2 separate regions of the Homo sapiens genome follow, and region 1 is linked to region 2. Evidence: chromatin contacts called from ENCODE POLR2A ChIA-PET data. All regions are on one chromosome and are shown on one strand. The core of a region is the stretch at or near the end of the contact, and the rest is flanking DNA. Distances in the headings are between cores, read along the strand shown.

Evidence for each region. ChIA-PET counts read pairs that join two places held with the same protein, here RNA polymerase II (POLR2A).
Region 1: POLR2A ChIA-PET joins it to region 2 with 10 read pairs in H1. The contact joins the promoter of MIR194-2HG here to the promoter of SLC22A8 in region 2. POLR2A ChIA-PET finds 5 or more read pairs at or near these places in 2 of 52 experiments (H1 and PC-9).

The regions. Positions count from the first base shown.
Region 1 is chr11:64,892,163-64,894,985 of GRCh38, forward strand. It overlaps MIR194-2HG (MIR194-2 host gene), which reads right to left and starts at 1,287. Exons shown (of 3, transcript NR_133640.1): 1 at 1,249-1,287; 2 at 428-664. ATG2A (autophagy related 2A) reads right to left here. Exons shown (of 41, transcript NM_015104.3): 41 at 2,384-2,823. The coding sequence ends at 2,811.
Region 2 is chr11:63,014,366-63,017,191 of GRCh38, forward strand. It overlaps SLC22A8 (solute carrier family 22 member 8), which reads right to left and starts at 1,476. Exons shown (of 11, transcript NM_004254.4): 1 at 1,364-1,476; 2 at 261-618. The coding sequence starts at 593. RefSeq lists an enhancer at 481-1,335.

The sequences.
Region 1 (2,823 bases), core at 37-2,536, 1.9 Mb after region 2:
CTGGTGTGGTGATGCATGCCTGTGGTCCCAGCTACTCAAGAGGCTGAGGCGGGGGATCACTTGAGCCTGGGAGGTCGAGGCTCCAGTGAGCTGGGATTGTGCCACTGCACTCCAGCCTCAGTGACAAAGAAAGACCCTGTCTCAAATAAAAATAAGAGGAGCAGGTAGAGAACTAGAAAGGAACAGAGAAAACAAACAGGGATAGTGGATGACGAGGTGTAGGAAGGGGGACGACAGGGAACTGGAAAAGATGTAGATACACAAACCTGCCGCAGAACATGAGGAACAGGCTGTGAGCAGTGGCTCGCCTGGAAGGACGCTTAGGACCTCAGTGGCCTGGAAGACAGCAGGGGCCTGGGAGCTGGGTGACCTTGAGCAAGTAGCGTAACCTCTCTGAACCACTGTCCATATGTCAATCAGGACTTACGAGGCCACCCTGCACGCTGGGCTGGCCTGGTGGGAAGCATCCGCCCTGGGACCCTTGGGTCTCTCTCCGCTGTGGGGAGAGGAAGCAGCTGCTGGCCAGGGTCCCTGAGTGAGCCCAGGGCTCTGTGAGGCAGAGCTTCCTCTTGCAAAGCGTGTTCTCGTCCCTCCCAGACAGGTTCCGGTGACAGGTGCCAGTCCTGCAGAGACCCAGCAGGCATTTTGGGAGACTCCAAAGCTTCTGGAGAGAAAGGGGAGCTTTTAGAGTAGACTTGGGCCCTGCCCCCTTTGCCAGTGGTGCATACAGGCCTAGAGAGACAGAGGGGGCCGCCCAAGGTCACAGAGCAGGGCCCCAGGGCCTGTGCTGCCCCAACAACCTTCCCGAAGTGGCGTCCCCCCTTCTCAGGATGCAGTCAGGGTGGGATGGGGGATCCCTGGGCTGGAATCCTTCTGCCTGGGGGGACAGACCTGCGAAGGAAGACACCGTAGCTGGTGGCTGGCCCTCCACTCAGCCTGGCGGCCCTTCCCACAGAGGCCTGGGCGAGACCAGCCTCCTGCAGCGTGGTGTCCAAGTGCCCTGGCCTGGCAGAGACAGCGCCCGATCAGGAATCCTGGCTCCACAGCTCTGAGCGCTGATGCTAAGGCCCCCTTATCCCACAGTGGAAACCAAGGCACAGAGAGGAAGGGGCTCGTCCCGGCCACCCCATGGCTGTCCAGGTCCCTTTCTTCCTCAGGATTGGCCACCCTTCAGAGAGGTGCCTGGGTTCAGGAGCCTCCTAGGACAGGGAGGGCGGCAGGGGTCCTACCACTCAGGAAGCCTCTTACCTGAGTGCCGGGCTGGCCTTCGGGGCACAAGGAGGAAGTGGGGACACCCTGGGCCCAGGGCCTTTTGAGCCGTTGACCCAGCCCCTGGTGGTGGTTAATGATTATCCCACCACCGTCAATACTGATCACAAGTGCGGTTCGAAGGGCAGGAAGCCCTGGACTGTGCCCGGGCAGGGTGGGGCGGGTCCAGGAAGCATCAGGCTGGGCCCCATCTGCCTCTCCGGGTGGCATCAGCACCGAGTCTCCACAGCCCTGTCTCCTCCAGGGCCTCGCCCTCCTGGTCTCTTACCAGCCTGCTGCCCCAGCTGTCCGTGGGCAGCCAGGACCCCAGGGTCCCTCGGGACAAAGCTTCTGCTCTGTTCCCAGTACCCAGATCTCCCCCACTCAGAAGGGGCCACAGAGCAGGGCTGGGGGACCTTTGCTAACCCCAGAGGCCTGCGGAACCTAGCAAGGTGAGGGTTCCCTGATTCCCAACCCGAGCCTTGGTTTCCCCATGGACCCACCCACCTCTGTGCAGCGCCACTGGGAAGCAGGGCAGGGAGGAGCGCGATGGGAGCAGCTCACAAGAAACAAGATGTGTGGGGGGCAATGGGCGCTCCCTGGTCCTGTGTAAAGCTTTGTGCAGTGAGGGTTGGGATTCCGGCTGCAGCGCTGCTCCAGCACCCCTCCCCCCTCCAAGTGCTGGAGCTGGGACCCCAGATCAGAGTGGAAACCAAGGGGCCAAGGCCTGGGCCACCCCAAAAGCCCCCACTAGGGATGGTGAGAGCAACATCTAGAATGCCTCAGGCTCAGCCTTCCCCGAGTGGCCTCAAGTGACAACCAGGCAGGGTCAGCTGGGCTCCAAGGACCATCCCTCCCTCCCCTGGCAGCCCCACGTAGCTCCTGCCACATCAGGAGTGGGGCTGGAGTGGCAGCCTCCTGGGAGGGGCAAGGCAGAGCCCAGAGCCAGGGGAAGGCGTGCAGGGCTGGGTGCCTCTGGGTCCCCCTGTGCCCTGATCTGCTGGGCAAGGCCAGGAGGCATGGCGACCCCTGGTGGTGACATGGGAGGTGCTGGGTGCAGAGGTGGGATCTGGGGCGGGGCCAAGGTCAAGGCTGAGGCCAGGGTTCACAGGGACAGAGGATCTGAGAGGGGGGCTGGCGGTGGGCAGTTTATTCCACTTCATGCAGACACTGACCCACGCACTCACGGAGCTTAAAAATAATACATCGAACCACACGGATATCATCCCCTCCTCCCCCCAGACACAGAAAGACACTTGGCTGAGTGGGATGGGGTCCGAGGGTCCAAAAGCCTCCGTCCTGGGAGAAGGCAGCAGTGTGGGCCCAGGTCGGGGGAGGGGCAGTGTCCTTTCTCCCCGGAGGAAAAGTGCAGAGCCAGGGCTAAGGCCCCAAGGCAGGGAGGCCCCCCTCTCACAGCAGATTGGCAACGGGCAGGCTGGGAAGGCGTCCTTCACAGTGGCCATCCCCTGAAGGGCCAGGCCGGGCCGGGCCCGTGGGCTGCAGCTCTTGGGAGGCTCAGGAGCATGGTGGGCAGCACCCTCTGGGTGCCGGGCACCCCAGGCTCAGTCTTGGGCA
Region 2 (2,826 bases), core at 226-2,725:
TTCCCAGAGCTTAGCTCTGTGCCCGTCACAGAACAGGCCCTCAGTAGCAGTTTGTTGAAGCACTGCTTGGACTCTGAGTGGGAAGAAGCCAAGGGTCTTGGTGCATGAGCTTCTGCACTCAGGTCCTTCCTCTTTGCCTGCCCAGTGACCTGTCCTCAGTTCCTGGGAACACCAGACCCCAGCCTCCTCTGCTGCCCACCAGCGGTGCAGGGTATGGGGGTACGTGGGTAAGTGGAGGGAGAGGGTTTGCCCAGGCATACCTCTGTCACAATGGAGTCCTTGGTGCTGTTGTAGACCCAGCCATCCAGGCATGGCTCCATGGCCCTCTGGGTGTCATTGGGCAGGCTGGCATTGGGCGGATGTACAAAACGGAGGCACCTCTCAGGCTTCCCATTTGGGCCCATGGGGAGCACCCAAGGCCCTGTGGAGGCATTGTGGGGCGGGCGACAGTGGTGGACAGGGGTGGCGGCTGTGAAGATCTGCAGCAGGTTGTGGTTGGCCATGTTGAGGATCGGGAGGCCCAGTATGGCTACATGCAGGAACTGGAAATGGCCCATGCTTCCCACACGGTCCAGGATCTCCGAGAAGGTCATGGCACTGGGGCAAGACGAGCCAGAGCTGTGGGCAGGGCATAGGCCAGGGAGAGGTATATTTGTGCCTGGTAGTGCGTGGGTCTATGGAACGATATGTGGGAGGGTGAACCAGGTGGATATGCGAGCACAGGTGTGTGGAGCAGAGCATGTGTAAGTGTGTAAAGATGTGGAAGCTCAGGCATGTGGAGCCGCAGATTCTTGTGTGGATGTCTGAGGAAGAGCCCAGCTGCACGGAGGGCTGTGGGATCAAAGGTGGAAGTGTGTGTCCAGGTGTGTGGACACAAAGGTATCTATGGGTATGTGCTCATTTAGGCTGCAGCATAAGGACACAGCTGCGTGAGCTCGGGTATGTGTTGTGAGCGTGTGCACCTGCGGACACGAGCATGTGTGTGCTCAGCTAGGCTGGTTGCACATGCTGCATGCATGGAGCAGTGCAGGACACGTAGCAGGGACCAAGGGGCCCAGCCTTGGATGTTGGCTACAAAGGACAGATTAGAGGGTGGGTGGTGAATGTCCCCAGTTGCTCCAGGCAGATACACAGGGTTAGCAGAGTTCAGGTTGTCTGCTGGGAAAGGCCTCCCCAAGCTCAGAGCCTCCTGGCTTCTGGCAGTTCCCTGGGGCTGGGCCCACCATGCTGGAGTATCTGTAAGAGCCCGAAGCAGGTCTCAGAGGGCACTAGGGGCTTGGCTAGTCGCAAGTGGAGCCTGGCCTTGGGAGATCCCTGGGATTCCTAGGTGCCTGGGCTGGGGAGGCCCTCCATCCCTCCTCACCTGGTGGCCGGGTCTGGATCCGATGGGGCTGGTGATCAGTGTAGTTGAGGTCCCTGCTCTGTCCTAGGGGCCGGCAGCTGCTGTAGTAGGGCAGCTCAGCTCTAACAAGCTGTGTTTGTGCCTCCCCCAGGGGGGCTTATATAAGGCATAAGCTGTTTCCCGGGCTAATGTTTGACTTTCTTTTGCGGATTAACGTCACTGGCAGGGAGAGTGCTGTGGACCCACCAAGCCCAGCTCTCCTCAAAGGGCTGCCTCAGCGAGGGCCGCTGGGGGTGGGGCAGCGTGGCTGAGCCTAGCAGGGCTGCTGGCTGGACACCACGGGCCCAAATGGGAAGTCTGAGACGTGCCTCCGTTTTGTACATCCGCCCAACGCGAGCAGCCCTGGCAGGCTCACCGAGGGGAGATTCTGGGAAGGAATCTGGCCTGACCTCTGAGGGTTCAAGGTCCCTCTCAACTGATGTTCAGAGGACTTGATGCTGAGGACAACCAATGGGAAAGGCACTGGTGCCCGTAAGCAGGCAGCATTCTCCTGTGTGCTACCTCCCCTGCCTGGCACCTCCCGAGTAGGGGAAGGGGATTTGCCTCTCAGGAAGTGTTAGGGCACACCCAGACAGAAAATGTCACTTTCATCTATCCCTGAGGACGCAGGGCTGCCATCTCCTGGGCCCCTGGGGCAGCCAGGACCTCCGTGTCTGTGTCTCTGACACAGGTGAACTGCCCCCTTCCATCCCACCCTCAATGGACAGGCTTCTCTCCTGATCAGCCGCTTCCCCCTGGGGACCAAATGTAGTCCCTGCTGTTTTATTTTCACTCTGAATATTATTTTAATTATATAATAATGTGTGTTTCCTGCATAAAACATGGGAAATACAGACAAGCCAAACAAAACAAATCAAAACAAAGCAAAATGTCCAGTCTCACCTGAGAGCCTATCTGTTCTTCTGGTCTTTTCCTCAGCAGAGACTTCAGTCTAAGACCTCAACTTCTAGCCACCAACATTAGGCTCTTTTAACCCTCACGGCAGCCCTGTGACTAGTCTAGCATTAATAATTAGGGAACTGAGGCAAAGGGAGATTAAGTGACCTCCTCACCATCCCCCAGCCAGGAAGCACAGGGCAGGGGCAGGGTGGCCCTAAGCCTATTCCCTCCCTTAGAACCAACATTCTCTACGAAGCCTATGGGGGCACTGTACTATTAATATATTGCCTCTCCCTTAAAGAGCCACCTAGAGGTCTGGGCGGGGTGGCTCAAGCCTGTAATCCCAGCAGTCTGGGAGGCCAAGGTGGGTGGGTCACGAGGTCAGGAGTTCCAGACCAGCCTGGCCAATATGGTGAAACCCCATCTCTACTAAAAATACAAAAATTAGCCAGGCATGTGGCACGCGCCTATAGTCCCAGCTACTTGGGAAGCTGAGGCAGGAGAATCACTGGAACCCAGGAGGCAGAGGTTGCAGTGAGCCAAGA